Regions from separate parts of the Homo sapiens genome. Here region 1 is linked to region 2. Evidence: chromatin contacts called from ENCODE Hi-C data. All regions are on one chromosome and are shown on one strand. Each heading gives the region's core, a stretch centred on a gene start or an enhancer-like site at or near the end of the contact. The rest is flanking DNA. Distances are from core to core; before and after follow the strand shown. Region 1 overlaps FRY (FRY microtubule binding protein). Region 2 has its middle 100 kb from the start of FRY-AS1.

Region 1 (3,184 bases), core at 51-2,550, 320 kb before region 2:
TGTGGATATAAAGACATGACCATTGTCAGATAAAGAATGAGTGAAGGTCATGGTTTAAAATGCTTATGATCGTTCCATTTTTAAATACCTCTTTTTAAAATCATTTTTTACATAACTGAGGCTAGTTTCTATTTTTAAAAGCTGCCAACTGAGAGTCCCAGTGAATATGACACTCAATGGGTTCTTTAAAAAGCAAAACCTAATTTAGCCCTTAGAAATCTTCATTTGAAATAACTGTCAAATAAGTCTTCTTTTTTCCAGGCAACTACTTTTGATCTTTGCTACTACAAATTCATGCTAAAGTTCACAGAAATAGTTAACATAGCTAAGTACCTCCGAAATATCGAAGTGGAAGTCCAGGGTTTTCCCAGGTAATTCCTTGGAAGCACTAGTCCACACTCGATGTATTTCTATTTTTGAGAGGTCACTGTGCTGGTATGAAGGTAAAACAAGGCTGGCTGACCGAGAAACTACCAGCTTCAAGATATTCAGAGCTTCTCTCCAGTGAACACTCTGCAGGAAATAAAACATTCAAGGGTTAAAAATAATTTAATTTTTTTAAAGCTAATGTATGTCAGAATGACCAGTGAGAAGCTAGTGACCAGTCAGAATTCACTGACTTAAAACAGCGCAGCAGGTTCCATGAGAAGTAAAAGGCAAATGACATAAAAAGACAATGTATATATAAAAGGAGCTATGTTTAGGAGACAAACAAAAAAGACCAATTTTGTCCATTTCAGCTAAATTAAATTCTTATTAATGAGGTACCATTATGGTAATGAGGCACCTCCTTAATTTGAGGGAAAAAAAAAAGCTCCCAATGCATTTTATGACACTGACTGTTCAGTTCACTCTTTCTTAAAGTTCTCCCCACCCTCCGGTTTCCAGTCTTCTTGGTCCTCCTTCTAGTTCTCTGGCTCCTCCTGCTCCATTTGCTTCCTGGGTACCTTGATCTCTGTCTTCAGCCCTCTTTTCTTCTCACTTCTTGTCTTCCTCATTACTTAACTCAGGAATCTGGAAGCCCTTCTTAACCCTTTCTTTCCCTCCCTCCTGGTAATCTGTTCCCTCCACGGCATTCCTGCTGGCACTGGCTCAGCGGCACCCTCTTGGGCCTTGCCTGGACTATCTCAATGGCCCCTTACTGGTGTCTTGGCTTGCAGCCCTTAAGTGCATCAGATCCAGCTAGAGTGATCTTCCTAGAACTCTTCAGACCAAGCCACTTCCCTGACTAAACTCCTTCACAGACTCCCTCTGGTGGACAGGGTGGAGTCCACACTCTTTGAGCATGGCCTGCAAGGGTCATCTCCCCCAGGCTGCTGCTGGAGTTCCCCAAACTTGGCAAGCCCTCTCAGCCTCTGTGCCTTTACTCATGCTATGCCCTCATCCTTGAATACATTTCCCCTCCTTATTGGCATGTCAAATTCCTACTCTTCATTTAAGACTCAGTTTTACCATCTTCGTTTCTCTGACAACCTCCAATCAGACTGTGTGCCGCTCCCATAAAAATATTAGAAACACAGATAAACAAATTTGATGAAAGTTGTTATTATTATTTTTTGCCTGGACTTTGCAGTCAAAGCACATGAAATAAAACATCTATTAAATTCTGCGCAAGGGAAGCCATGGTTTAAATGTGAAATAAGCTACTATTTGAGTTAAGATAAAAAGTATCAGACGTCGCCCGCAGGCCTAAGACAAAATGGACAGCCTCATTAAACAACAAAATGGGGCACACATTCGTAGAAAGGTGTCAACTGACCACCTGTCTCCTGTGAGTGAAGTGAGAAACTGTTAACTGACTGCCTACCCTATGTGGTGTAAGTATGATGCAGCAACGCCACTTGAAAAATGCTTGGAAGTCACTTTCAGCATCAAATAATTTCTGTAAGTAATTTGGTGAAGTAAAGATGGAAAGGAATGTCTAAAATTTATACGGTATATCTTCATCAATGAGCTTCCAGAGAGAACCTAGCATTTGCCCTTGAATCCTACAAGTTACAAAGTACATTCCAGAGAAGAAATAGACAAATACAATATAGAGAAAAGGATGTCTATGCTCTTGAGCTAGGCGCTCTCTACTTAACCCCATCGTGGCCCTGCACTACTCCCATGGCCTGGAGCCTCCCTGCTTTAGTCTGTGGTCATGTGTTTTAGATTAACTTCCAGGCTCTAGAAACTCGTCCTGGTGTGTTTGAGCTATCTTTCCATCTATCTATATTCCTATCTTCCTATTTATCACTGTTGGCCGGGTTGGAGTGCAGTGGTGTGATCACAGTTCACTGTAACCTCAACCTCCTGGGCTCAAGGGAAACTCTCTCCCCAGCCTCCTAAGTAGCTGGGACTATAGGTGTGCACCACCACACCTTGCTGATTTTTAAAATTTTTTTTATTTTTGTAGAGATGGGGTGTCACTTTGTTGCCCAGGCTGGTCTTGAACTCCTGGCCTCAAGCGATCCTCTTGCCTCAGCCTCCCAAAGTGCTGGGATTACAGGATAAGCCACTGCACCTGGCCTTGATATTTATTTTTATTTTCATTAAAATAAATTGTGTTTCTGGTCTTCTCAGAGTACGGCTTTAAGAATCAATCTGGGCTGGACGTGGTGGCTCATGCCTGTAATCCCAGCACTTTGGGAGGCCGAGGCGGTGGATCACGAGGTCAGGAGTTCGAGACCAGCCTGGCCAATATGGTGAAACCCTGTCTCTACTAAAAATACAAAAATTAGCCGGGCGTGGTGGCACACGCCTGTAGTCCCAGCTACTTGGGAGGTTGAGGCAGAAGGATCGCTTGAACCCGGGAGGTGGAGGTTGCAGTGAGCCGAGATTGTGCCACTGCACTCCAGCCTGGACAGAGCGAGACTCAGTTTTGAAAAAAAAAATCAATCTGTAGCTGTTTGGAGATGTCCAAGTATCCTGCCAGGGAGGCTGCCTGGTACAATAAAACAAAGACACTGGCTTTGGATCCAAATACCAGCTCCAGCCTTTACTAACTGAAATCTTGGAGCCAGTCTCTTGGTTTTAAAAATATACATAAAGACTGTTTATTATGGAAATATTAAAATATACACAGAAACCGAGAGACTAGTCTAATGAATCCCTTTGTACTATTCATCAACTATTCACATTTTGTCATCTTGTTTTATTTATCCCCTCAAACAAATGTTTTTTGTTTGTTTGTTGCAGTATT
Region 2 (3,469 bases), core at 190-2,689:
ATCCCAACACTTTCGGAGGCCAAGATGGGAGAATAGAATAGCTTGAGTCCAGGAGTTTGAGACCAGCCTGGACAAGATGGTAAGACCCCGTTTCTACAAATAAAAAATCAGCCAGGCATCGCAGTGCATGCCTGTGGTTCCAGCTGCCCAGGAGGCTGAGGTAGGAGGATCCGTTGAGCACCACTGGTCGAGGCTTCAGTGAGCTATGATCGCGCCACTGTACTCCAGCCTGGGCAACAGAGTGAGACCCTGTCTCAAAATAAATACATAAATTGGAAAATCTCTACAATTTAACTTCTACTTTAAAATATCAAAAAGACTTTAGTGAATGCCCAGCTCTAAAAAGAAGCAATATACTGTACAGTTTCGTACTTCCTAGGGGGAAGAAAACAGCTGGGCAAACACACTAACAACGCTGTTAGAGTTGTGGGGCAGGGGTATATTAAAGTGACTTCATTAGATACCAGAAGATACAAGGGGCGCTGACTTCTTGTGAACATTCTTTCTTTCCTCAGACCAAACAAGTCAGTCATCTGAATCTTTTTTTTTTCATATCCTGTAGCTGTCAAACACTCTTCCTTGACATGAATCCAAAGCTGTAATTTTCTACATGAACCACTCGTTTTTCGGAGGAGGTGTGTGATTTTTGGTTTATGTTTTGTCTACATTCCTTGCAAACGCCCCTTCTGATGCAATGTTTCACAAAATACTTATTATACTGATCCCTAGTGGAGGAGGGAACAGTACACACACACACACACATAAACACACATACATACACGTGTGTGTATATCTATATCTATATCCATGTCTAAGCAGCTTTGGATTTTTAAACAGGTATTGTTAATTGATGGATAAATTTAATCAACCTCTGGGTCTCCATTCACAAGTACTGGCTGTGAGTTCCTCAAATATATATATAATTCTCAAATCTACTTTACTGCCTCAAATTTGGGCTCCTACATCCAACTCCCTGACATTTCCATCTGGATACTCAGGATCATCCAAAACTCAACATAACCAGGATTGAAATCATCATGATCTCTAAACTGCTCCCTGTCCTGCATTTTCGTGGCCAAACAAGTTTCTAACTTGGGAAATCCTTCTAAATTTCTCCCTCTCATCACCACTATACGCAATTACTGCTAACTAGGTGCTGCCAATTTTACCTCCTAGAATTCAGGACTTCCTCTATTCCTACCACCCTTGTCCTAATGCAGGTCTCCAATAACCTTGCCAGGATTCTGCAACAGCTTCCTCTCTGCCTCTAGTGCTCTCCCTCCCAAATATATCCTAAATTTGGTGCCAAATGGCTCCATCTAAAAGGCAAGTGGTGAGTTCATGCTCCAGTTTAAATTGTTTCTAAGGCTCCCTATGGGCTACAGGTACAAATGCAATGTTAGCTCTATTTCCATATCTTGGTATGACTAAGCATTTCCTCTGTGACTGCCAGTTTACCTTTTTACAGTCATCTCTGTTCAGCAACTCAATTGCATGCAGTTAATACCCAAACACTGCCCACCCCCAGTTGTTTCTCAGTCTGTGCCTGAGTTCACGTTGCCACCTCCTCCTGGAATCCTTTGCTAACACTCTGCTCACTCCTTAATTCCCTTCCCTCACTTTCTGCACTGCATAATCCCCTCCCAATTTCTCAAGCTCCATTAAGAAACCATTTTGGCTCTCTGCAGCTGAGTCCGTTGCCATTCTGTGCTCCTACCTCACTCTATACAACTATCTGCCACTATTTTTTAATTATCTGCTTCCATGTCAGTCTCCCTTGCTGGGATGTAACTCTTTTCTTCTTCATCTTTGTATATGTAGTGCCTGGCATACAATAAATGCTCAGTAAATGTCTGTTAGACTGTGGAACTGGAGCCACATCCTCCTGAGTTGCTGGGGCTGCCTATGCCTTGCCAGGTGCATGTGCATTCTTGCAGAAGGCACCCAGGGCTAAGAGTAAGCTGGATACAAGGAGAATTGTGTCTTCTGACCCCTCGCAAGCTCTAAAAACAATCTGGGACTTTAGAAGTTATATTTTCATGCACTTAACCAAACACAAATACCTAACTAGTTGATATCAGCAGAAGAAAGGAAGTTTAGAGAAAGAAAAATAGTAAGAGTTCAGGACCAAATGAAATATTCAGGTAAAAGGCTGATATGGAAAGATAAGGCTGGAATACTTGACCCTAACCTTGTAAGGCTGATTTTCATGATGCACAAATGGCTTGTGACTCTCAACAACTGCTTTGGTTATCTTTCAAAATGAGAGAGTGCAAAAACAAAATAATGAAGAAGTAATTGTTCTTCTTGTTAATTATACAAAAAAGGGGAAGAAAGGGAAGCAGATTCCAGTACCATTTCATTCAACTGACATTTCTAGAGTCTAGATGATAAAAATAGATTTGGACAATGACAACAGGCCCATTCCAAGGCAAAAGGCAGGATTGAGGAAGGGACAGGCTTTAATTACAGCAAGAGGAAGAGGGCAAGCAGGCAGGTGGAATTGTGGGAGCCAAGGCTCTACTGTGTGCCACAGTGAATTGTGCCTCCCTGTGAACCCCATTTCCCTTCTATGAGCGCTTGCCCCTAACACACAACCAGGGCACATGGAAGTACAAGCAGGATATCCACTAAGGCTGGGCAGTTGCTACTGGGCTCTTTCATGTATCAGAAATATAACTCCAAGGTTGGGAGGTAGGAATAAAAAACTGGGCAGAGTTTCTGAGCTCTAGGAATTTATAATTGAATGAACAAAGGACAATAATGCTATCTGGCCAAATTAATTGTCTGGCTACCATAAAGAACAGACAGAGAATACCTTGACTAAGAAATGGGTGGGGGATGGAAAGGAAGAGAGATGAAATTTCTACCATGTGTTTCATGAATAGTTTAAATAGAGAAATGAATATAAGTAAAAAATTAGTGAACATAATTTGTGCCAACAAGTGATTCCTTGTTTGTACTGAATTTCGTAAATGCAGCTGACTGTACTGTCTGCTCTCAAGTTCAAAGGGTTATTTATGTGCCATTCTGCAGGCAGGATAAAATGCAATACTTTAGAAGCCAAATTAAGAACATTTACTTAAGATTATGTACTACTTATATAGCTTCTAAAACGCTACAAAATTTAAAAGCTATAGAAAATTAAAATAAAGCTATAAAATGTACATCAGTTTTCAGGAGGAAAAGAGTAGAAATGAATATACCCAGACTTTGTAAGATAAATTGCTGGGTGCCGATGTGTTTTAGCATCATTTTTGTCTAATCAGTAACAAATCAATTTATGGTATGACTAGAAGGAAGAACTGAAAAGCAGCTGCATTTTTACATGGGAGTCAGCCCTGTGAGGAAGAAACAGCCCAGGGAGTCCCTATTGCTGGAATCCCACAATAGGTTAGTCAGATGCCTCAGAGTTGTTTTTAAGATTAAATAAGATATCCTGCAGAAAGTGCAGCTCAAATTGCCTTGG

What was found. Hi-C counts contacts between places; a loop is a spot of excess contacts on that map. Pooled maps may share reads with other maps.
Region 1: a map with no recorded cell type shows a loop between it and region 2 (2.0-fold over the local background). The contact joins two enhancer-like sites. A Hi-C loop is called at or near these places in 2 of 37 single-sample maps with no recorded cell type and 2 of 50 pooled maps.

Annotation. Positions count from the first base shown.
Region 1 is chr13:32,244,652-32,247,835 of GRCh38, reverse strand. FRY (FRY microtubule binding protein) reads right to left here. Exons shown (of 61, transcript NM_023037.3): 48 at 334-513. Among named protein-coding and RNA genes, the nearest start is that of ZAR1L, 69 kb to the left of the region's middle. Within about 2 kb of position 1,300, at least 4 of the 41 ENCODE cell types and tissues checked have a DNase peak (open chromatin) inside an H3K27ac peak, as active enhancers do.
Region 2 is chr13:31,929,086-31,932,554 of GRCh38, reverse strand. It overlaps the pseudogene EEF1DP3. Among named protein-coding and RNA genes, the nearest start is that of FRY-AS1, 100 kb to the left of the region's middle. Within about 2 kb of position 1,439, at least 2 of the 41 ENCODE cell types and tissues checked have a DNase peak (open chromatin) inside an H3K27ac peak, as active enhancers do.